Linked DNA regions of Mus musculus: regions 1, 2, 3, 5 and 6 are each linked to region 4. A link is a loop called in an ENCODE intact Hi-C map of the cell type or tissue named here. Cell type or tissue: left cerebral cortex. All regions are shown on one strand.

Region 1 (4,000 bases), 430 kb before region 4:
TGTGTACCTATGAGTACATATGTGTTTGTATATCTGAGTATATGTATATGTACCTGTACATGTGTGAATACCTGTGTGATGTGTGTACATGTGCATGCATATATATGTGGAGAGTTCTGAACAGGAGGCTCTCCACCAACTCTACTTTGACCCTTGAGTCATGGGTGGAAGCCAGAGACAAGAAAGGCCCACAACCTCCAGCTAGGAGGTGGCAGGAGGGAAGAGGGTGAAATGGGCTAGGAGGCTCTGATGAGGGAACAGGGGGAAGACTGAAATGGCCTGAGGCTTGAACCTGGGTCTGGGAGAAGTGGGTCCTCCAGCATGCCTGGGTTCTCCCTATGCCTTCCTCCTTATCCCTTACCCCTAATACGGGGCTGTCAGAGGGGAGGAAGAGCCAGCTGAGCCCATTTGTAGGAGGGTCTGTCACAGGTGCAGAAATGGCCCTGAAACTGTTCGCTGCTGGAGCATGTGAAGGGAGGGGCCTTAAGAACCTTATTAGGCCCCCTTGACCAGAACCTTGCTCCTGGGACTACTCCTCTCCTTTCCAGTTCCTGCAGGGAAGTGACCCCCAAGGGGGAAACGCAGAGGGAGGAGCCCTGGCAGCAGCAGTCACAGCAGCTGTGCTGACTCACTTCCTTTCTCTGCAATGTGGTCAAGCCAAAGCTGCAGGCCCAGGTTCAATTCCAGCTCTTCTATGGTCACAGGCTTTCTTCTTCTGCTGCTTCTCGGGACTCAATAAGACCACATAAAAAAGAGCTGAGACATCAGTGGAGGCACAGTGCAGCTGAGAGGGATCAGTGGAACTACTAACTGATCCAAAGCAATAGCCCCTAGCTGGATTTCCTCCAGAAAAAGGTTTTCGGAGGTCACCTATCCCCTCCTGTGGGATGGTAGCCGTGTTTGTGTAGATTCTTTGGCGTTCTTCATGTATTCTGGATACCTATCCGCTGTGTGTGGGTCACAAAACAGGAAGAGCCTTGAGCACCTGCCTAGCTGTACTTCAGAAGACAGGTTGGCAAAGGCAGGTGTGAGCAGAGGCAGTCAGCCTCTGAAGCTAAGGAGCAGAGGCAACTCAGGGAACAGCTGGACAGGCACAACCCCAGTCTGCCTGTAACCTCCCCAAAGCGTTGCAAGTGGATTACCAAATCTGTGAGGCAGGTAAGGCTGTGGACTGGAAAGCAGAGCCAACTATTGGAAGCAGACAGGTGTGCAACTAGGAAGCCCACAGTTTGAACTGCACCTCTGGGCCAGACTCCAGGCTCTGCCACCAACCAGCGAGGGAGCTTGGGCAGGTCACAGGGCCTGCGCAGTCTGTCTACCCGGTTTGTACAGCACAGCAGAGATTTGTACATTCAGTATGTAGTGCCTGTGGAGTCCGACGGTAAGTGTAACTGTGGAAGAAGGGTCTCACCGCCATTCAGAAGCAAAAAGAACCAGCACCAACTTTCAGCCTGGCAAAATCAAACCATTACCTTTCCCACTGTTGCTGACACTTCTCCATCACGTGGAGGGGTGGGGTTTCACTTGGGGGAAAACCAAGTTTGCATCGTCTGTTGAAGCTAAAGACCAAGGTCTAGAGCAGGGGGCTCCAGTCCAGTAGCAGAAGAGAGGGTTAACTATCCAGAATAGCCTGTGCCACACAGTGAGAGCAAAGACTGACCACAGGACCCTGCATTCCTATCAGAGAGGAAGGCGGGACACCATTTCTATAGCATCCTCAAACAAGCTACACAAAAGAATATGTCATTCAGGGAGACAAAATGTAAACGGTCACACCCAAAGAAAAACCAGGCAAGGATGAGCACAGGGAAAGAGGGTGATGACTGCTTGGGAGACGAGTACGGACAATGGTCCTTACCGAATGAGCTGCACTGGGTCCCCCAGGCTGTGCCCAGTCAGCCTTCGCCCCTCCCACGACCACCTTTTCTGACTGCTCTGTTCTGTTCTGCGCACAGCTGCCTGCTTTGGTCTGGATGCCTTGCACTGGGTGACCTTATTGAGAAAGGTTCTCTACCCGACCGAGACCTGGCGCAATCCAGCTCTGCAGGCCAGCCCCGCGCCCGCGATCGACCCGGCGAGGTCTCTATCCTGCTGGGGTAGTTCTAACACGCCCCGCTGCAGGACCGCGTACCGGACAGGACAGTCGTCCTCTGAGCTTAGGCATCCCGGCACGCGCCACCTCCTGGGGCCTGCGGGGTGCAGTGCCGGTCCCACCTAAGCGATCGTTGCGCAGGCAGAGATGAGCAATAGGACCAGGGCAAGTGCTTCCTCCGGACTCAGTTTACCCTTCCGTGCACGAAAGCTGTACTTCCAGCCTGTGCTCCTTAAAGAGTGCATCGACTCCTGGGACCACCCGGACCACCTCACCCACCCCCACCCCAGTCCAGAGTTTTAAGGCTGAGGTGGCCATCGCCCTTTGAAGGCAAGCGGTGGGGCCCGCCGCGCGCGCTCTCGCCGCGGGGCCGAGCGCCCCCTGCAGGCCATCGCGGGTCCCGCCCCGCCCCCGCCCCCGCCCCCGGCCCCGCCCCCCGGCTTCGGCCGGCGCATGCGCGCGGCACGGCGCTCCGCGGGGCGGCGAGAGCGAGGCCGGTCCGCAGCCGCGCGGAGCTCAGCGCCCCATTCATGCTGGGCAGCGGCGACGCAGCCACGCAGCGGAGCGGAGCCCGGGCGCGGCGGCCTCGGCCTGGGCGGCCTGCGCGGCGTGGGCGGCCCCGCAGAGGGGCGAGCGGCGGGGCGCAACGATGGCCAGCGGCGGGACGCGCCCGGGGTTGGCGGGTGAGTCGGGGCGCAACTTTCCCCGCGGGCGGCGGGAGGCTCGTCGCGGCCCGGGGTCCCGAGTGGCCGGGGGGCGCTGGCGGCGGCCAGGGGGGTGTGCGCGGGGACTGCGGCGCGCGTGTCCGCGGCTGGCGTGTCCTGCGGTTCCGGCCGGGCGCCCGCGTGTGTCCGGGCGCGGTCTCCGCTATGGGCTGCCGCGTCCCGGCGGGTCGCAGCACGTCCGGGGCCCTACGATCCGGGGGGGCGCAATGTCTGTGGCCGCAGTCGCGGTCCCTTCCTCCAGGCAGGAGAGAAAGTTTGCAGTGGCCCCGCGGGAAGGGCCCTGCGGGTGCCCATGTCGGCCCGTGTTGCGCCGGGTCGGACCGGGCCGCGGGTGGGGACGTGGGCCGCAGGCGAGCGCCGCGCTGGGCAGGCCCGGGCAGGGCCGCGGGATTCGGGGCAGGTCCCTGGCTGCGCCTCGGGCCGGCCTGAGGCAGTGGGGTGGAAGTTGCAAGGCTTCGTGGGGACCCCCGCCCCCTCCGGCTCCGGCGCGCGAGTGGGCGCCGCAGCCAGCCCAGGCCCGCAGGCCCTCCACCCGGCTGCAAGGGGCGGTGCGGTGCCACCGGAGAGGACGCCGGCTCGGGCCTCCTCGGCCTCCCCCTGCGCAGGGCCTCCACGGGTCATTCCTTCCCCGGAGGATTCCCCTCTTGCTTCCTGGACGGTCCCAGGCCTGGTGTACGGCGAGGACGGCGGCGGTGATGGGCTGACTCTGGCTGCTGTAGGGAAGGGCGAGTGTAGATTCCTGGGAGGCCCCCTCTGCCTGCAGAGATCCCAGGTGCTGCCCTGGAAGGATACAAGAGGGCTTCAGAGAGGCTACTAGGTGGCCGGAGCCCTCTCAGTCTCATCGGTGGGGTGCTGGGGCCACGCCCCTTGAAAGAAAGGGGTGTGTTGGGGGGGGATGGGAACGAACTGAGCCTCTGCCCCTCTGCCAGGCTCCTACCTCTGGCTCTGGCTCCTGGTGCTACCTACCTCTTCCAGCAGGTGCTGCGGGTCTTCAGTCCCATCAGGGTGGTGCTATCCTGTGCTTCTCCAGCCCTCCTAGAGCACCCCCAGTTTTCCAGCTCCATTGCTTGTTGGGGGTGAGCAGGAGGAGGTAGTGCTGCATTAGGCTGGCCAAGAGTCTGCTGGGTCGGGGAAGCACTCAGCCAGTGCCCTAGGCAGAGGTGCAAAACAGGGACTCTGCTTC
Region 2 (4,000 bases), 700 kb before region 4:
ACTTTGATTAGCTCCTGGCACTTAAAAGTCACTACATAATTCAGCTGACCTCACTTGGAAGTCCACAGGGCTTCACTTCTGCATTTCTGGCAGACAGATCCTTCTCTGCCATACCCCCATGGTCTCTCTCTGCTTCCTCATTGCTGGACACGGGGCCTAGCATCAACAGAGGGATATAGTGTGGATTCAGTGCACTGTGAAGCTTCCTCAGAAAGCTCATTTCCACTTCTAGTGAGCAGCCAGGCAGGGATGAGCTTTGGGAACCAGGATTTGTAGGCTAGACAGAGATGCCACCCCTCAGGTTGATCTCAAAACTGCAGTACCAAGATACTGTTCTCTAGATAACCACTTGGTGGCGCCAAAGCTTCTTATGACGCAGACAAAATAGCAAGGTGCCCCTGTTAGAAGGATACTTGTGAGGCTGGCTGCCTGCTGGCTTCAGCACGCGACAGGGAAGTGGCCAGGTGCCTTTAATCCAGTAACAACCACCACCCAGGCGTGGTCAGTGCCGGCAGCCACAGCAGCTCCCTGGGGAGCTGTGTTCCAGTTCGCTTGACTCCACCTCTTTGAGTCTTGACTGCCTCTAGAATACAGTGGGGAGGGTGACATGGGTTACTGGGGTAGGTAAGCAAGCCCTGTGAACTACAGAGGTTGGAGCCTGCAAGGGGGATGAAATGAAAGAGGCAGCTCTTAAAAGCCGTCCTGGCTGGGCTGCTGAGACCCACCCATGCTGCTGCTGGGTAAACAGCTGGAAGGATATTCCTGGAGTGGTCACCTTGGCTTTAGGGCGCTCAGCACTTAGCACTTATGAGTGAACTTATTGAAACTCTACTTCTCTCTGAGCTGCTGTGCTCACTCTTATTGAGCAGGCAAGGAAACTGAGGCTCAAAGAAGTTGTGAATTTGGTGTTGAGTGGCCAACTTGAAGGCAGAAATAGGAGTGAGGAAAGACTCTAAAGAGGGACACCATGAAAGAAGACAGGAAAAGGGCAGGAGACAGACGACTGTGCTGATGGTCAGCTGGTGGCGTCCCTCTCCTCTGATAGGAATCTGAGCAGGTGAGGTGCTCCCCCCATTGAGCATCAGAAACATGGGAGCTGGGTTGGCAGAGCCAGAGGCTGTAACTCAAGCCCTGAGAACAGGGGCCCAGATGCTCCAGGCTGCGGTAGAGACTTGGGGCTCCAGGTATGTAGGCTACAGGCCCTGGGCCTTAACCCCCAGCACTGGTTCTTGACACTTAGCTTCCAACACTGATGATTGGCACCAGCAAGCACTGCTGCTAGGGGCCTTGAGCGGTGAAACCCTCTGCCCCGCACCTCCTGGACCAAGATGCCAGGACCTTCAGCCCTTAAGACTTGGTAGCTCCCTTGGATCTTCCAATGAATGGGGCCTGAGATTTCTTGCCTTCAGCCTTCCCTCCCTGGCCTTCTGGCTCCCAAGTCTCTTGGGTCACTTTCTCATTCTATAGGCTCTCCCTAACCAGGTCTGCTAATGATAAACATCATAAGTAAGGAAGAAAAGACCTTTAGGGGGTCTCAACACCAGACAGGAAACTGTCTCCAAGCTGACTCCAAAAGCGAGATCAACTACCTGCTCATACTGCCCAGAAAGGGAGTAGCAAGGGACCAATGCACAGCCATCACATGCCTTCGGCTGAGCTGCTAGGGAGTGCTCCCCATCAGCCTGTTAGAGATCACCAGAGCTTGGGATGGCAGAAAGGTCTCCTGGAACTATGGAAGCAGTGGGCTGGGGCCAGTGCCTTCTGAGCCAAGCTCCAGCAGCCAGTAGCTGTGGAGACTTCAAAGCAATGGGACTGACTTAGAGGCAGTCTGGAGAGTCTGCAGGCCCAGAGTTCTCCACTACAGGAAGCCAAGAACATGGAAAAGGTCTAACAGCTGCCCACCCCCACGACATCTTAGCTCACTTATGTTAAAAAATAAACATTAAAAGTGGTGCTTAGATTAAGTCCTACCGTTGCTATTAACAGCACTTTACCGATACTCACAGTGTTGCTCTAACCAAATGCTCATGGCAGAGTAGGGTCACTTTACAGGTGTGTCACCTGCAGGGCATTGGGGGACAATATGGGACCCTTTCCAGCTCACAGACCCTGCCCTAGTTCAAATGAAATACAATAGTGGAAAGGCTGGTGATCCTAGCAACCTGAGGGATGCTGTTTGCATGGCTTCTGCCTCAGCTCCCTCTTCTGTCTGCATGCTGCCACTATTGGTGGGTGTGTCCATCCAAGCTGCACAGAAGAGCTACCTACAGAGAGGCCACAGGAAAAAGAGCAGATGACACACAGCTGAGCTATGGAACGGACCTCAGGCTCCATCAACAAAGGAGTGGACACAGAAAATGTGGGCGTAAACACACAGTGGAGTTTTCCTCAGCCAAACAGTGTAGGAAAGTGGATGCAGCTGGACACTATCGCTTAAAGCAGATTAACTCCGTCTCAAAAGGACAAACATCAAGTGTTCCCTACACTGGTGAGTTCCACACATGAAATCTACAAACACGTAAAATCACATGTGAGAATAGACATGAAACTGTCAACATGAAGAAAGGGGGCTGATGGGAGAGGGAGGAAGGGGAGAGTCAGGGGGTGGGGGTATGCTCAAAGTGCATATATACTTGTGAGAAGATGGCTTCATGTAACACTGAATAAAATAATAAATAGATAATAAAATTTTAAATAGGGGCTGGAGAGATGGCTCAGAGGTTAAGGGTGCTTGTGGTTCTTCAGAGGACTCGGGTTCAGTTCCCAGCACCTACATTAGGTAGTTCATCCCCTCCTGTAACTCCAGTTCCAAGGGATCCAATACCTTCTTCGGGCCTCCGTTAGCACTGCACACATGTGGTACACAGGCAAAAACAATAAATATATCTTTAAAAAGCAATAGATTTATTTTAAAAATCAATATCCTTCACTGAGTCTGAGTAGCAGAAAAGACAAGAGATTTTGCTTCAAGGAGTAAATGCTTCAAGTTTGGGGTCTGAAGTAGATTCTAGAATGTAATAGAGGCTAAGGCTGGGACTGGGAAATTATATGTAAATGATTACATATCCAGTGAACAGACTTGTGTAAATGGCTACACAGATGTATCAATTTTACACAGTGAATAAAAAAGACACCAAGAGACCAACAGTGTCTTTGAGGTTATGTCCCTCTTGCTTCTGCCCAAGCAGCTTTCAGGCTGTGACAGAGCGAAGCATACCTGTCTCATTTTATAGAGATGACTGTCTCAGGGACACAGCCTCGAAGGGACAAAGCTGGCTGCAGACCTAAGCAAGATTACTCATGGTTCCTTTGCAGCCTGCCTCCTTCTCTTCTCCTCCCATCCCCTGAAAAATGGCTCCATCAACCTGGCTCAGCACGTTGGCCTCTCAGGTCTGGTTCTTACTTGCAGGAATCATTCTGCCCACAAGAATTTATTCAGTACCTCCGTGGCCAAAGTCCTGTCTACTGCTAAAGACATAGAGTGATAGTTACTGGCCCTGGAACTGCCTTCCTCAGGAGCCAGTATCTAGAGACAGCCAGAAATTGAGAGCAACTTAGGAGACCACTAATTGTCTGTTATTAAAGACCGGTGGCGTTGTTTATGCGTATTTCTTGAGTTATTTGTGCTTCTTGTCCTGAGACGTGATGTATGGAACAGGTAAGGAGAATTTGCTGAGAGACTGCAATGTGTTCCTTGCCTGCTCTCATCCTTTTTCTTCTTTTTAAACAGCTATAGGAATTAGTGTCTAAATAAAATCAACCAACAGGAAAGTGAGCACAGTGCTGCTTTATAACTCTGACAGATGACGGTAACGGACCGCAAACCTGTAGCACAGAAAACCTATAAAACAGGCCTCAAAGCACAGCGCTTTTGTCAAGTTAGAATGAAGGATGTTCTGGGCTCCGGGGGAACTTAGCAGCCAGGAGCGAGGGAGAGTTCCTCAGGTCTTGTGAGCAAGATGTTTATAGCCTGCAAGACTGAAAATCTGAGTTCCAGAGA
Region 3 (4,000 bases), 540 kb before region 4:
CCTGGCCTGGCATTACCTAAACCTTGGCCCTTTTCTCCAGCCCTTTTAGTATGTGCATGCTCACACTGGTATGCAGGCAGCTCTTATTGCACTATTCTGGAAGGTTCTAAGCCAACAGGTACATCACTGCCAAGGAGGGGGCTTTCAGGATCTTTACCCCTTTTCTTCTCTTGTACTTTTGAGGGATTAAGACCCCTCTGCAGATACCATAGTGTAGCTTAAAATAAAAAGTTCAGGACTTGGAAATTGTGTGGACTTATGTTCACAGTAGGCCTCAGTCATTGATAAGCTTGTGCTTTTGGGGATGATGAGGGTAAGTGCCACCAAGAGCCTAGTGCAGTGCTTGCTCACACAGACCTCATATGGGTAGATGACAATTAGGAGTGATGTACTTGTCCACGTATCCCAGACTGTTCCAACCTCTCAGGCCCATGATGACTGCATCTGTATACTGAGGACAGAGTCAATGGAACTTGATACATAGTAAAGAAAGCCCAGTGGAGATGTGGGTATTCCAGTCCATACTCCCAGCTACCCTAAGCTCCCAGCTGCTCCAATGCTATGGACCTGTTTAGAGGCCTTGTTCTGACCCTGCTCATTTCTAAGGGGTACCCTCAGCCTTCAGACAGTTTTGTAGGCATGGGAAGCAGAGAACACTTCTATTCTAGTTTTAGCCATTGCACTAGAGAGATGGTCTGTGTAAGCAAGGAAGTAGTTCAGAGTCATTTGGCTACTTAAGGAAAGGACTGGGCTGCACCCCTAGGCTGCTAACTCCAAGCTGTTCACCTGGACTCTCAAAGTTATGACTGAAGGAGGGAGGCTCTCTTAAGCTGGCCTCAAAGGACTCATTCAAACACATCCCTTAGGTAGGTAGAAATATATACCCTCCTCTTTAAGATTTTACCTCTCTTGCTGTACATGGGGACTCCTGCCATGATAGCTCAGCATGTAGGACAGTGGCATGGTATGCTACCAAATAGCAGGATTCCAAAAACAGTGCCAAACTCTGCTCTTTCCCATCTGTGAGGTTGGAGGCAGCTTGGTGCTTTAGCCAGGTCCAAGTTCATCTCTGCTCTGTGAGCTCTGTGTCCTATATGCTGAGCTATCATGGCAGGAGTTCCCATGTACAGGAAGAAAGGTAGAGTCTTAAAGAGGAGGGTATATATTTCTACCCACCTAAGGGATGTGTTTGAATGAGTCCTTGAAGTTCATGCTCTGGCTGTGAGCTGTTGAATAGTTACTTGCTCCCTCTGCTGTATCTCCTGTCATGGGGATCCATTGTGACTCTTGACCCTGACTAGCTTAGTACACCCTGCTTTCCTCTTAGGCTTTGGAAGGAACCTAGAAATGTCCAAAAAGCATGTAGAACAGGACTTGGCAGACAGTAAGCATTCAATAAACATTAGTGATTATCATCTGCAAAATGGTTGTGCTAATTACCCACTTTGAAGAGCTGTTGTGAAAATTGAGGATAACACATATGCATGACCATCCACAGCGTAGGCTCTGTGTGCATTACCACTGTCCTTCTCCTTGAGCGTGACTGTGAGCAGAAATGTCAGCTGCCTTCTCCCTGGGGCACTCATTCAGCACCAGCTGCCAGCTAACTCGGGCTTTGTGCTCCTCCAACCAGGCCAGGGAACTGGAGGACAGAGAGGCCGAGCTCAGCCGCCGTGACACCTTCTACAAGGAGCAGCAGGGGCGCATCCAGGAAAAGGTAAGACTCCGGCCTGGTTCCTTCTGGATAGGTTCCAAGGTACCTGACCAGAGCCGACCACCATGATGGGAGAACAGCAGGTCCCATGCTGACTTACTCCAACACCAGTCACCCTGTGGACATGCCCATCTTCTTGCCTCCACAGGAGCACCACGATCCCAGCCTTTCAACAAGTTGCAATCAAGGAGATAATTGCTTTTTAATTGGCCATTTTCTGTGAATGTGGCTGGCTCTACTACAATCCAGTTTTAGAAAAATAATTCACTTTCACCACAGGGCGGTGCTGAGACCCAGTGTACCTTTCTTACTTGAGTTAAGCTACATTGGATAAAAATAATAATAACATGAAGCCTTGCTGTACAAATGCATTAAAGTTGTATCATCGATTTTCTCCTGGGACTTGGAAGATCAAAGTGCTCTGCTGCTGCATGCTTGCTGAGGATGAGCCAGGAATGCCAGAGTCACAGGCATTTTTACCTTGTTAAATGCTAGCAATTTATGATTGAAAATTTATTTGGTAATGTGCTTACTTTGGGAGGTTTAATTTGTTGATTATGACAGATTTTCCAAAGAAATAGCTTATAACATGGGAAAAGATGGTTGGGAAATTTTTAAAAAAGTATTCTTCCTCATGCCTAAGAAAAGTATTCTTTCTCATGCCAAGCAATCTGAGCCAGCAGCTATTGCAAGCGAGTCTTCTCCTGTCATTTGTCATGGTTTGGAGCTTTGAAAGTGACAGTTTGCTTTCCGTGGGTTTCTCCTGAGCATGCCACAGTAGAGTGGCAGAAGTGTGGGTTCTGGATTTCCAGGTAATGAGGACAAGGGGCGGTGGCTCCCTGCTTCACAGCCACCTGCTTGCCCACTTCTGCCAGGCATGTAGAGGAAAGCCAGCATTGAGGAGAGAGCCCTGACAGTGATACCCTGCAGTCCTAAGCACGTGCCTGAGCAGTGCCAAACGGCCTTTAAGGAGCCAGCTTTCACAAAGCAGCACGTGCGCAGGTTTGACTGTAGCAGGCCATGTTAAGAATTGTGATTTGGGATTACAAAAAGGAGTTGAAAAAAAAATCCACCAGCTATGGCTCTAATTATCACAGTCGCCCATATGTTCTCAGGCATGGAGATATTCTTTCTGGTTGTATGTGCAGTACTGTTTCCTGCTGTGCTCTCCTCATCTCTGCGTTGGGCTTGGCTACTCAGAGCTTGTGCACATGCTTCTGTAGGGTGGGAGGAAATGGCCTTGTAGCAGCTTTCCCCCTCCAAATCTGCTTTCCTTTCATCGCGCTCCTCTTCCTCCTGGGTTTCTCTGTTAGGCCGGTTTCTGCTCTGCCATGGGAGAAGCAATCCTCCCAGCAGGCTCCTCCACCTCACTCTTCCTCCCTACTGCTGGGAAAGGGGCACCCCACTCCTCACACAGAGAAGTTTACATGCTTGTGAATAGTTCTACGCTTCGATAGGAGCTGTCAAAAGTATGCTCTCCTTTCTGGTAGTGCTTTGCTGGCAATAATAGAGAGGAAAACACCCCACATCCCAGCAGATGGAGATCAGGCTAGAGGTAGTGGGGTTGCAGTGAGGCTGAAGAGTAAGGCTTACCTGTATTATCTCTGAAAGGAGGTGTGTGTGTGTGTGGGGGGGGGGGGTGATCTTTTCCATGGATAAGCTCATTCTGGTAATGGTTGAGAAGAGGAAAGTACAGCCTCTGACAATTTCTCTATAGCTGCTGCTTTTCTTCAGTTTGGCTTCTGTTTGCTGAACACTCCTAGACTTGCCATTTGCAGCTCCCAGACCTTCCAGCCATCATGCTCCTCCTTATCCCCTCCCTCAACATCCCCTTCCTGTTTCTTCCTCTCTTCCCTTTCTTTTCCTTTTCTGTTTCTTTAAGCATAGGCACCGACAACAAAGCCTGATCTAAGAGTAAGTGGGGAAGATCTGGACAGTGGAACCCCATTTGGTTTCATGGCATGGAGAGTGGGATCGTGCCCAGGAGGAGAAGGGCTAATTCTGGAGCTCTGAACAAATCAGGGTTCAGGGCAAGGCAAGAAGAGTAAGGTGGAATGGTGGAGTCCTCAGGCTGGAATTCTGCCGTCCTTGGGGCCAGTCCTGGGCTTCCATGTGGGCCTCCCCTGGTCATTATGACAGGTAGGGAAGGAAAGTCTGCACCATCCAAGCTCATGGTCCAAGAGAAGGAGACTTTGTGGTGCTTTTATACTACTGTGTTTATTCTGCCATGATGGCCTTTTAGTGTGGAAGGAGAGGCTGCAAACTTTCCACATAACTATACAGTGT
Region 4 (4,000 bases):
TCTCTGGCCAGCCAGAGAGAGGGCCGGGAACATTTGTTGAAGATGGGTGATAAGGCGAACCCAGCTGCAGACACAGCTAGGACCAGAGATGCTTGGACAATGATCAGAGGACCATGTGCCACAAAGCAGACAGGGCAGGGCTTGCACCAGGAAGTTGCTGGGTCCAAGAGACCTCTGACATCTGCTGGGGATGTGCACTATGCCCACTGAGGTAGCACAGGGAAAGAACCATCCTGCCATTCCCTCAAGATAACAGAGCTCCCTGCCGGTCTTCCTACCTGGATCCCACCCAATGACCTTCCTGCTAATCGTGAACCTGCCTTCTGTCCTCTGAGCCCTACTCCTACACCTTATGATAAGACCTCAGCAAACTGCCAGCCCTCTCTGAGTCTCCACAGAAGGCCTAAATTCAATCTGTTATTTGCAGAGTCAGGGACACAAGGCACAAGGAGCCAGTAGCCCTCGGAGGACTGTATCCTCGGCAGTAGCCCAGCCAAGCAGCTGATTTCACTGTCTTTAAACAAAGCTTCCAGATGGGGCACTGCTGTCTGTGGGTGCGCTAGCCGGCTGCTTCAATGATCCACTAATTGGGTCTCCAGGGAAGGGGCTGAGGAAAGGCAGCCCCTACCCTATCCATTGGTCCATCCATTTGTCCGTCCATTCACTGAGAGTTTACCATGTGTGTGAGGATGCTGGGGGCTGTTGCAGTTAATGGGGAGACAGTATTGCACAGATGAGCCAGCTGGCCCACCGTGCTTGCACAAAGAGCAGACCCCAAATCCCCTAGGACAGAAAGTTAAACAGGATTGATTGGTGGCGTAGAAGCATCCTGGGGTGAAATTTAAACTAAGACCTGGCAGGTAAGATGGGACCAGCAGACCTCCAAGGGAAGGGACAGGGGACTGTAGAGCAAGGCCAAGAACCAGCTTATGCTTAGGGGGTTAACTGCTTTGTTTGTGTTGGTGGGCATAGCCTGGAGGAGGGAAGACAGGATACTACCAGCAGGTGCCTGTGAATAGGTTCTCTAGGTCCTGAGCCCCAGGCACCAGGCCTAGGAAAGGTGTATCACAGGTAAATTGCTCCCCTGCTGGGCAGGGCTTTAATGACCATCAGTGTGTTCAGTGCTGGACTGGGAACCTAGGGACCAGGAACTGACTGGACCATACTGTTCAACCTGGTTGGACCCAGCCCAGAGACCCATTTTCTTCTACCTGAAAGTTTGGAAAAATCTGAATCTGTTGCCAGCTCTCACAAACGGGAAGACAGAGCTGGCCATAGGAGGTTTAGGCAGGATGGAAAGTTCAAATCCAGCATGAGCTACAAAATACGACTGCTGAATAAACCAAAGTCAAACGAAATAAAACTTTATGCAGATGAGTCACTTTCCAGTGTCTCTCACGCTGTCTGGCAGAGGTGGCCAGGCATCGTGCCAGGCCTTATCCCTCTCCTGGGTCCAGCCTCTCAGCTTGCCAGACTGGCATGTCCAAGAGCCCCTCTCTCAGCTGACAAGGGGCCCAGGAAACTGGGAAGCCTCCCACCCCTGGTTCCAAGACCATCTCCTCACATCCCTGCCTACAGACCTAGGAACAAAACCCTTTAGAATACAATTAAATTCAAAGGCCTCCACAGCCAGAGTCCATGGGTAGTCCATTCACAGTCCAAGGTGAACCTGAGGCACAGTGAGGCTCAGGATAGATAGCCCAACCAGACACACCAGGCAACTTATATGACATAAAGTAAAACACCTTTCCTAAACCCCGGAGCATATCCATTCCGCTGTGTGATTTTTGGGTGAATGGCTGACCTCTCTGAGGCTCCAAGTCTTCATCCTAAAGATGAATTCCTGGGAAAGGCTAGGCTCTTGGCAATGTCTTCAATGTCCACCTTCCTGGGTGTGCAGCCAAGCTGAGACCGGGAAAAGGTAGTGGAGTGGTGCCAGGTTCTAGCTCAAGGTGATAGGCAGCCAAAAGGTTGGAAGAGAGGATGCAGCAGTGGCTCCTAGCCCATCCATTCAGGCTACAAGATGCAGCAGGAGAAGAGGACCCAGGCTAGGAGGGGAGGAGCAATCTGGAAGGGAGGGGTGCACCAGTAGTATACAGCACAGGCTAGACCACAGCTGGGATGAGAGGGTGGGACAGGGACCAGAGAGGAGACATGAACTGGGGTTCCAGGAAGGGTATAGGAGGAGAGACAGGGTGAGGTAGACTGGGATCTAGGCAGGGAGCTTGGGCAGGAGGACACCATGAGACAATGGGGATACAGCTCCACAATATATCCCCACGGTGTCTGGGCTGAGCAGCTGAGTGTAGCCAGGTCCCAGGTCTGTCCTAGGAGATGGCTTGGAGGGTGGGGAGGGAGCAAGGGCCTCCCACTCCCTGCCCTCCCTCTCTCTTCTTCCTGCCTCCCCATCCCCTCTTCCTCTCTTCCTTTGCCTGTCTCCTTAGAGCCTGGAGCCACAGCACCCCCTGCTGTCCTCACACTGCATTGCGTCCTGAGACCACATTGCCATCTCTGGGTTATGTTTCCTAAGGTGTGTGGTGCTGTCTATGCAGCCAGAGATTCTGGACCTCAGAACCTCTATCTGGTACTGAAGGGCAAGGCCTGGGGTCCCCACTGGTGTGCCAGCCACTGTGGTGGGACAAGCAGAATGCAGGCACCCCAAGTCTCCAACCATGCTGGATTCCCACTAAGCCTCCCATCTTCTGCAGCTTCCTTTCAGAACCTGGAGAAGGTTCTGCCGGGCTTGGAAGAGGACAGCCCAGGAACGGGCTTCAGATTTAAAGTACACTTAAAGCAAAGGAAAAACAAAGTCACATGACAAATGGGAAATTGCAGCCCTTCACAAGCCGAATGAGAGGTCAGCACAGAGAACAGCCTCACAGGAGAAAAACAGTGGAGACTCGGAGCAGAAGGTCTGCAGGGGAACGAAAAAAAAAAGCCCAAATGGCCCTGAGCTGGACAAGGCTGTCTCTACAAATGATGAGTGAACCAGAGATCTGCAGGCTGCAGGCACCATTAGTCACCATCAGAAATGCAGTGTGCCCTCGGGTGTGCCTGCAGCATTGTGGAAACAACCCTCCTGAGCTGCCAACACCACCAAGGACGGACCCAGCACACAATGACGGGTCCTACAGACACAGGGTGTCTCTACAGTTACACCCTGGGAGCTAGGGCATTGTCTCCTTGGAACTGCTGACAACACCCTGCCCAGGAGCTGGTGTTACATAAGCTCTGCTATGTCACAGGAAGAGGGCCTCTGGCTGGGGAGGGCTGTGAGTACCCAGTGCAGCAGTATGCCCCAGACTGCACTGGGAAGCCTCTGGGCTGGCTGTCCAACCTTCACTGGACTACCTCTAAGAACAGGAGACTCACCCTGTTACAGGGAGGGGAAGCTAGAGCTGGAGGTCAGGACTCACACCCAGGGAGTAGACCCACCTCCCTGCTCCACAGTATCCTGGGAGTCCAGCCACCCTAGCCTTCAGCAAACGCCATGAAGACCCATGGCCAGGAGTCTGGGGATGTCCACTACTGTGCTGAATAACACTGGCAGTTCCCTTTCCACTCTGAGTCAATGCAGGTAACCTGTCCTCCTTCAAAGAGGACTATCCCAGCACACACAGACAAGACCAGCCTCCTCTAACTCTTCCTGGACTCCGTAGTTTAGTCCTAACATTTGGTTTTGCCTAAACTGGCATTCTGGGTATGTTGGGAAGCAACTCTGCCTGTATCTTCTCTCCTTTATGGCCTTAGTCTCCACTGCCTCCCCAGCTAACAATAGCCTCTTTACATCACCCCCCCCCCTTCTCATCCAGGCTATTTATTTGCCTGTTATCTGTGATTTCTAGTAGAACACAGCCCAGAGGACAGGGGCCCTGTCTATTCTATACACCACCAGAGCCTAGAGCACTGACTGGCACATAGTAGGTATTTAGTAAATGTCTGCATGAATGAGCAACTGCAGATTGGGAGCAGCAGGCTGGAAGAGGGCTGCTGCACACAG
Region 5 (4,000 bases), 1.4 Mb before region 4:
TTTAAATATTTGTAACCAACTGAAGCTGATTTTATATTGCAGTGGACATCCTCAAGTTCAGCACCCTGACTGGAATGTTCAAGATGTCACCACTAGGGAGACATATGGGCACATGGAGTACCTATGCCACCTCACAATTGCATGTGAATCTCACCCTAGAATAAGTTATTTAGTCAGAAAACAAACTGTAAACATTTTAATGGAGTAAGAGATTCACATAAGCTGAACACAGAAGTGTGTTTGGCTTGGACCACAACTACCCTGCTCACTAGCTGTGTGTCCCTGGGTATGTTTCCTGGCCTCTCTGTAAGGAAAGGATGGATGGCCCTCAGGATCCCCATTTGAGGATGATTCTTACAAACTGTACAAAGCCTTACCTATGCCTATCCTGACTGTGGGCTCGCCAGAGATGCAGTGTGAAGTCTATTGCCACAACAATGGCATTGTGTTAGGTTTCACATGGCACCCAAGGATGACAGAAAGTAAGGGGAGGATTTTATAGGTTACACACCACTTTATAACATGTAAGGGAGATGACCCTGGGGATTGGTATCTGCAGTTCCAGTGGCATGAACACCAAGGGATAGATGGCCCTAACAACACTAATACCTCACAGGTGTAGCTGGGGATGGAATGAGGTCCATACCTGAAGGGCCCTGAACGATGCCCCTCATGCAATCAGCACCACATGAGATGTTGGCATTTTTCTCATTGATACCTGCACTAAAGACTCCATCTCCAGAGACAGTTTTGGCCTCTTGCTAGCCCTTCCCCTTCCAACCGACACAGAAGAGAAGAGGCACAGCCAGCATCCAGATATCTCAGCCGTCAGATTTTTGGTGTGTTTAGAAATAAATGCTCACTGTAGGCTCCGGGAGATGCACCATCTCTCACTTTGTCCATCCACTGGCACTCGCCACAGAGCCTCCTTTGTAAGTGCCTGCACATACTTACCAGGCCAACGTCATCTGATACGCCATGAGGAATTAAATCAGGCTGCTGGGGGGAAGGTGTTCACAGCAAAACTGTGGCAATTTTATTGGGAGCAATCAGACTTTTTAAACCTTTATCAGAAACAGAACATAATGACAATTGCCAGGATCAGTACAGTTGAAGTTGCTAGGATTCAATGACATTTACAAGCTATACAGGGTACACAATATTACTACCTAAGACTAACTGTCCTGTCAAGCGTCCATGCTTCCTTGACTTCTGAGGGAACATACATTGAAGCAGAGAGGCCTGAATACTGCACTTCCTGAGGCAGTGTGTCAGTCTCTCAGAAACTGGAAGGCACATTGTGCCCTAGGAGTCATGGACTCTAACCTGAAAATCCGAAGACACATGCCTCTCAAGGCAGCTAGGCCAGGCCAACTTCATGGTTCCTTACTGCTTCTTTAACATGCAGAGACAGAATTAAATCAGATCTACAAATTTTCAGGCATGTCTTTGTGTGAGGCTGGGATTCACCTGTCACTGGAACCTGGACAGCCTCAGTGGCTCCAGGGAACTAAGGGAAATGTGATCAGGTCAGAGACAGGCCACACAGCCACGTTCTCTGGGAATGGCCCCAAGATTCCAGGCTCCTGAGAAAGATAGTTACGTATGTCACATACCATCATGGCAGGCCTCCTGATAAGATGATGGCCATCTTGTTACCATCTGCCTGCAGCAGCATGGGATCTCTGGGGGAAGCATACCACCAGGAGCCTTCCTAGGATCCTGATCCACAGCATTGAAGTGGTTTTTGGATGTTTCCAAAGTTCAAGGCAATTTGCTACTTAGTTATAATTGACACACATCTGAGGGCCTTTGCAGCAGGCAAAAGGAAGCTTTTCCACGGAGCTACCTGTTCTTGGAGGCAGGCTTCTGCACATGGATTCCAATCTTTCTGGTAGTCTCCACCGATGCTCATCTCTAAGGACAATAGTGGGCTGAGCTATTCTCAATTTTGGTCACCAGGTGGCAGCGTAGAAGGCCAAAAACACACCGAAGATTGGAAGACTAGGTTCTGGTCTGAGAGTTTGGGTGAGATTGGGGGGGGGGGGGGCAGATAGGTATTGTGTGTTATCCAGCATCCTCGGGTTCTGGGCTGGGCTGAAAGGAAGCAGACATTCCTCGAGGGATTTATGTGGTTTTAGTGTGAGCTGGGTTCCCACCCAGAAAGGAGGTAGAACCATTGTTGCTATTTGAAGCTAAACGTATAAATGTTATTTGTTTCATAGTCTTCATTAATTGATAATAGATCATTGCTATAAGAGGAACCAATTAGGATTATTGAATTCTAATATCAAGTCCTTACACGGCACTTGCCACACCTGAGGCTGTTCAAGTATCTCTGCTCCTCATATAGCCTCCACAACAAAGTGAGGTTTAATATTACCGCCATTGTACAGGGAAATTGAGTACAGATGGCAGGTAAGACGCTAGTGTTGGGTGCAGCACCTCATCCCATACACGCAAGGCTAAATGTTGGGTCAGCCATGCCCTTCCTGTGCACACAGGGCCAGCTGCTTGTTTGGGTTCTCTACGAGGCTGGCATCAGGGCAGCAAGACCCCGAGATCAGGAGCAGTCTGCAGCCCACAGTGCTCACTGGATGTCTTTCTCTTCTATTTATTTGTATTTTGTGGCACCAGGATGTAAGCAAGGGCTTCACTGCTCAGGAAAGCCCTCTAACACTAAGCCACACTCCCAGCCCTTTCTTTATCTGTCAAAGGGTGGACTTCACTCTGGTGTCTCTCTACAATGCAACCCCCTGTCTGAAATAAGCTCCGAGTGCCTGTGCCTGCAGCAGCTGTGGGTGACATGACCAAGTACAACAGATCTAGTGCCCAGGAAAGACATGCCTGAGATCTCTCACTTCTCCTTCAGGCTGGACAATGCCTGCATGAACTGGGATTCAAATGGGACTCGACACATAAGAAAGCATGCTACAGTGTGAGCTTGGGGGAAGGAAGAAACATTTATAACTGATCCTGGGATGGGGGAAGGACTGACATCCACAGGTCCCTTGGGCTTGTGTTCAGCCTAGCTGTTTGGCCCTGCCATTAAGAAATGCTGTAGAAGGCCTGCTCTTTCCATTTCTCTACTTGACTGGGTCTTGAGTGGGTGATGGCACCCAGAGCAAACTGTAGCAGGTAGAACCAGGCCAGAGATGGGTTCCCTCACGTATTCTCTGCCCCACACACCTCTGGCTGCTGTCCTGCACTGTGGTGCAGACCACCTCCCTTCCTACCTGAAAAGTCACTGTGGGCTCCTAGGACACTGGGCACTGTGAAGACAGCTATAAAAAGGCCTCTATTACAAAGTACCCCTTCAATATTATCTTTTACTTTTTATTGGGTGGTTGATTGATTGATTTTTTTTTGAGACAGGGTTTTTCTGTTTAATAGTCCTGGATTTGTAGATTAGGCTGTCCTCGAACTCACAGAGATTGGCCTGCCTCTGCCTCCCAAGAGCTGGGTTTAAACCACATGCTATTTTTTTTTCCTTTACATAAGCTAAGTTGCTGGGTCCTGGAAGATTTGTGATCCTGACACTTAGAGCCTTCCTCGGCAGTGAGGCTTTCAGCTTTATCTAACCTTACTACTGTCCTCATGGTTTCTGGCTGCTTTGAACTCTCCTTGAGCACCTTGGGAAGCTGAGTTTCTGATTTCAGCTGCTGGATCTCGAAGCTCCGGACTCCTGGTCTCAGTCACTGCTGTTTCAAACAGTTTGTGCAGGATGCAGGACTTTCTGCCCATCATCAGCCTTGGGGGAATTAACATGACTCTGGGGCATTTTTACTCACGATGAGGGGGAGTCTTTTTCCTGGCTCCCTGCGCTATGACTGATGCAAATCCAGTCCTTAGTTTTCAGGAAGGGCCGTGTCCTGACTGGTGCACACACTTCCATTCAGAATCAGCTTGTGATCACTTGTGTGGTCCACGTGGAGAGTTTCTTCAAAGTGGTCTTCCCCAGAGAGGGAACTGAGGGGCTGCTGTGAGAGCAGAAGTTCCA
Region 6 (4,000 bases), 430 kb before region 4:
GAGAAATGCTACCCACCCCCCAGTGTACAGTCCTGCCCACATGGTCTGGGCAGCACAGACAACGTCAACAAGCTTCTACTGCTGGACTATGCAGCCAACCGCCTGTTGGCCTGTGGCAGTGCCTCACAGGGCATCTGCCAGTTCCTGAGGTTGGACGATCTCTTCAAGCTGGGCGAGCCGCACCACCGCAAGGAACACTACCTGTCCAGTGTTCGAGAGGCTGGCAGCATGGCGGGAGTGCTCATTGCTGGGCCACCCGGCCAGGGCCAGGCCAAGCTCTTCGTGGGCACACCCATCGATGGCAAATCAGAATACTTCCCCACTCTGTCCAGTCGCCGGCTCATGGCCAACGAGGAAGATGCTGACATGTTTGGCTTTGTGTACCAGGATGAGTTTGTGTCATCTCAGCTCAAGATCCCTTCAGACACATTGTCCAAGTTCCCAGCCTTTGACATCTACTATGTGTACAGTTTCCGCAGCGAGCAGTTCGTATACTACCTCACCCTGCAGCTAGACACGCAGCTTACCTCGCCCGACGCCGCTGGCGAGCACTTCTTCACCTCCAAGATTGTGCGGCTGTGCGTGAATGACCCCAAGTTCTACTCTTACGTGGAGTTCCCCATTGGCTGCGAGCAGGCTGGCGTGGAGTATCGGCTGGTGCAGGACGCCTACCTGAGCCGGCCGGGACAGGCCCTGGCCAAACAGCTGGGCCTGGCTGAGGATGAGGAGGTGTTGTTCACTGTGTTCGCACAGGGCCAGAAGAACCGCGTGAAGCCACCCAAGGAGTCGGCGCTGTGCCTGTTCACACTGAGGGCCATCAAGGAGAAAATCAAGGAGCGCATCCAATCCTGCTACCGTGGAGAAGGAAAGCTCTCCCTGCCTTGGCTGCTCAACAAGGAGCTGGGCTGCATCAACTCGGTGAGCAGGAGTAGGGGAGTGTGGGTGGGGGCTCCCGCCACCCTTCCTGGGGTCACATTTCACCTGCACCTTGGTGGCCCTGCTCTTTGTTGGATCTGCTTTCTACTTTTTCCCCTCCCTGGTTCCCCCCAACCTTGTGAGGCAGGACCTGAACCTGGCATATTGGGCCTAAAGTCTGCTTCTAACCATGCCATCACCTTGTACCTTAGGAAGTGGCTGGTGGCACCTGTCCACACAGCTCCAAACCCCTTGGGACACTGAGTGGTGGTGACCAGTTTTAGTTTGTTCCCCTTTTACAAATGAGGTTATAGAGGATCAGAGGGATAGATTGGTTTGCCCAAGCTCACACAGCCAGTTAGAGGTAGAATGATATTGGAGCTCATCACAAGGAGCCCAGGAACTGCTTCTGTGGAGTTAATCCTCCCGGCAGGACCCCCACTGTGCCCAGTGAGTGCTGAGTGCACCCCCTGACAGGGGCGGCCCAGCTACCCTGTGCTGGATACTCTGCAGCCAGTGCTCCCTGCCCCCAAGCCAGCTATTCCCTCGGGAGACAGCAGGTTTTCTATCTCAGAATTGGAGCCACAGGCTGCTCCTCAGAATAGAGTAGAGCAGCAGGAGTGCCTGGCTCCTATAGGAGTGATGTGAGTGTGACTAGGCTCTGAGTGCAGCGGGAGGTGAAGCCACCGCTCTTCTCTTGGCTTCTCAGGAAAGGCATTGTGTCCCCACGTGTCCCTTGATTCCCTGCCCCTGGTCTCAGACCTGCCCATTACTCCTTGATTATTTCCAGGGATTCCCGGCCAGACTGGCCTCCCTCTGCATCCATGTTTGTAGCCTCTACCCCAATAAACCTCAGTCCCCAGAGGAGGACCAGCTGTCCTCTTCCTTCTCCCCAAACTGCTGTCCTGCCTCCCCCCGCCCCCTCCTGGTGCCTCCACTCAAAGCCATCTCCGGAACCTTGAGGTATTGATCGCCTCCTGCACGCACAGCAAGTTCCTCTCTCTTCTCTGTGCCTTCTGCTTGTACCCACTCCCTCCTGCCTTAAACACAGCTTTTGTTTTGCAAGGTACAAATGTAAGATCTGCAGAAGGAAGACTTCCATTGGCTGCCTCCCAGCTCGAGGCCATTTCTTTCTTTGTCCAACATGACAACTTCTTGAGGGGCTGGCCTAGTTGTGGGTCCTGTGGCTCACTTGCCCTTCCTTCAAGTCACCCTCTCTGGGCCTTTCTCCCACTTTGGGCATTCATTGGACCTGGGCTGCCACAGACTCTGTTTCTTCTCCAGAATTTTGTAGGCCTTATTTAGGTCTGGGTGTCATAAAGCCCCCAGCCCCCAGCCCAGGCCTGCCTTCCCCAGCCTTGTCCCTGTTGTAGGCGAAGGTCCTTGAAGCTGCTAAGTACTTAACCTTACCACTGCTTACAGCCCCTGCAGATTGATGACGACTTCTGCGGGCAGGATTTCAACCAGCCACTGGGTGGCACGGTCACCATCGAGGGCACACCCCTTTTTGTCGACAAGGAAGATGGCCTGACTGCTGTGGCTGCCTATGACTACCAAGGCCGCACCGTGGTTTTTGCTGGCACTCGCAGCGGCCGCATCCGCAAGGTCAGGCCTGTGTGGGCTTGGAAGGGCCACCCCTGGATGGTGTGTTTGTGTGTGTTCAGGTTCCATCCAAGAAAGAGAAACCAGGTTTTCTCTGACAGGGAGACTGGGTCTGCATGAGGTGGGTGGGTGCATGTCCAGTGACCTTGAAGGACTCAGATGTCTGGGTGCCTCTGAAAGGCTCCCTTCTTTCTGGGCTTCCCATGGGAAGTTTTCCCCAGTCCTTTGTTTGTCTGAGGACCCATGGGTAGATGGGGCTTGTGAGGAGTCGGGGCTTCCCCCTTTCCTGTGATTGGCTTTGTTCTGCTGCACAGGGTTTCAGGGCCACTGTTCAGAAAGAAGCCTGGGTCCTAGAGGCTTGGGTGTGTCTAGATGCTGGGGGTGGGGAGCTGGTGTCGATGTTGGACTGGGCAGGACTATGCAACCCCCCTCCCCATTCGGCCCTTCTTTCAGCCCTGGGAGATCTGGTGTCTGCTGAAGCAGCATTATGCCTCAGCCAGCCCCACTCCCACCCACCATGCAGCAAAGCAATGCCGAGGCCAAGGGCAGGGCAAGGGGAGAGCCCTCCCCTATCACACCATGCCTTCCTGGGTGCCCAGGGAGCTGGTGACTTGAGTGACAGAGGGCCCGGCTCAGGCCTTGGGGTGACCCTGGCTCTATGTACTGGCCTGTCTGGTCTCTAGACTCTTCCTTTTTAGGACGGAGAGGGCTTCCAGAGGCTGTGGATCAGCCTGTCACTGGAAGGGCAGTAGGTGGGGCCCCACCTGGGTGGAAGAAGCCTCCAGTAACACTGGAAGGTAGAGTTGCCTGGGTACCCAAAGGACCAGGAGGGTCAGGAGATGAAATAACAGCTGAGATCTCTTGCTGACACAGCCCTCCTCCCTCTGGCCTGCCTGCTCATGAGCCCGTGGGTGAGACTGGGCCCAGGGAAGGCCAGGAAGCCCTGGCCTCTTCTCAGCTGTGGGAATCACATCCCAACCTTGCCTGTTCTCTGGTCACCATCCTAGGCTAGGGTGCTGTTGGTGGTCTTGAGGCCCTGGGGCCTGAGCTGGTAATTGAGGGGCTCAGTAAACAAGGAATCCTGTGGACTCAAATGTTGTAGAGCCAGGCACCTGATCAGTGGAGGTTGAGCAGCTCATACCATGCCTCCACTGCACTTGGAGCCCTGACTTGTTTGTTGTGACTCCTAGGTGGTATAGGTGTGCCCTGGAGCTCCAGTATAGCCTCTTCTGTAACTGGTGTGCCTCAAGGAGGCCCATGAGCCTGGGGAGCCGCTGAGTGAAGTCAGTTAGATGTGTGTTGAGAGGGATTATGGAAGGTAGGGTGTGGGAAACCTAGAGACTTTGTCTTGGGGTTCTCTAATACCTATCTCCCAGCTAGAGATGGGCTTCCGGGTTGGGAGTGCCCCCTTTTGTTGTCCTGTGGACTATGGGGGTGGCAGATAGGCCCAAGTGAAGCTAGGAGAACGGGTCTCTCCAGTCCT

The links. A loop is a pair of places that touch in the nucleus more often than their neighbours do. Peaks named below come from ENCODE experiments on the same cell type or tissue, not always from the same donor. Only the 100,000 strongest peaks of a DNase experiment are listed, where the experiment ranks them.
Region 1: a loop joins it to region 4, with 4 times the contacts of the local background. A loop is called at or near these places in 16 of 42 quality-filtered maps.
Region 2: a loop joins it to region 4, with 4 times the contacts of the local background. A loop is called at or near these places in 24 of 42 quality-filtered maps.
Region 3: a loop joins it to region 4, with 4 times the contacts of the local background. A loop is called at or near these places in 5 of 42 quality-filtered maps.
Region 5: a loop joins it to region 4, with 9 times the contacts of the local background. A loop is called at or near these places in 3 of 42 quality-filtered maps.
Region 6: it touches region 4 in a loop (4-fold over the local background); 18 of 42 quality-filtered maps call a loop at or near these places.

What each region holds. Positions count from the first base shown.
Region 1 is chr6:89,361,182-89,365,181 of GRCm38, reverse strand. It overlaps Plxna1 (plexin A1), which reads left to right and starts at 2,569. Exons shown (of 32, transcript NM_008881.2): 1 at 2,569-2,775. Gm40415 reads right to left here and starts at 3,827. Exons shown (of 2, transcript XM_017321867.2): 1 at 3,784-3,827; 2 at 2,591-3,597. The coding sequence starts at 3,438. The coding sequence ends at 3,004. In left cerebral cortex, CTCF peaks have their summits at 2,214, 2,415 and 3,838; DNase peaks (open chromatin) are centred at 1,263, 2,108, 2,609 and 3,402; H3K4me3 peaks cover 2,217 bases; H3K27ac peaks cover 1,490 bases.
Region 2 is chr6:89,628,609-89,632,608 of GRCm38, reverse strand. No RefSeq gene overlaps it. Among named protein-coding and RNA genes, the nearest start is that of Txnrd3, 13 kb to the left of the region's middle. In left cerebral cortex, CTCF peaks have their summits at 332 (motif pointing right) and 2,198 (motif pointing left); a DNase peak (open chromatin) is centred at 368.
Region 3 is chr6:89,465,107-89,469,106 of GRCm38, reverse strand. It overlaps Chchd6 (coiled-coil-helix-coiled-coil-helix domain containing 6), which reads left to right. Exons shown (of 8, transcript NM_025351.3): 5 at 1,634-1,717. It overlaps Gm46966 (a long non-coding RNA gene), which reads right to left. Exons shown (of 4, transcript XR_003956465.1): 4 at 2,516-4,000. Among named protein-coding and RNA genes, the nearest start is that of Gm46966, 14 kb to the right of the region's middle. In left cerebral cortex, a CTCF peak has its summit at 1,989; DNase peaks (open chromatin) are centred at 2,003, 2,529, 2,673 and 2,873; H3K27ac peaks cover 661 bases.
Region 4 is chr6:88,926,207-88,930,206 of GRCm38, reverse strand. No RefSeq gene overlaps it. Among named protein-coding and RNA genes, the nearest start is that of Gm36268, 11 kb to the right of the region's middle. In left cerebral cortex, a CTCF peak has its summit at 2,479 (motif pointing left); DNase peaks (open chromatin) are centred at 2,469 and 3,179; H3K27ac peaks cover 762 bases.
Region 5 is chr6:90,325,794-90,329,793 of GRCm38, reverse strand. No RefSeq gene overlaps it. Among named protein-coding and RNA genes, the nearest start is that of Chst13, 2.6 kb to the right of the region's middle. In left cerebral cortex, a CTCF peak has its summit at 1,941 (motif pointing right); a DNase peak (open chromatin) is centred at 1,962.
Region 6 is chr6:89,353,376-89,357,375 of GRCm38, reverse strand. It overlaps Plxna1 (plexin A1), which reads left to right. Exons shown (of 32, transcript NM_008881.2): 2 at 1-918; 3 at 2,338-2,520. Among named protein-coding and RNA genes, the nearest start is that of Gm40415, 6.0 kb to the left of the region's middle. In left cerebral cortex, a CTCF peak has its summit at 1,567; a DNase peak (open chromatin) is centred at 1,487.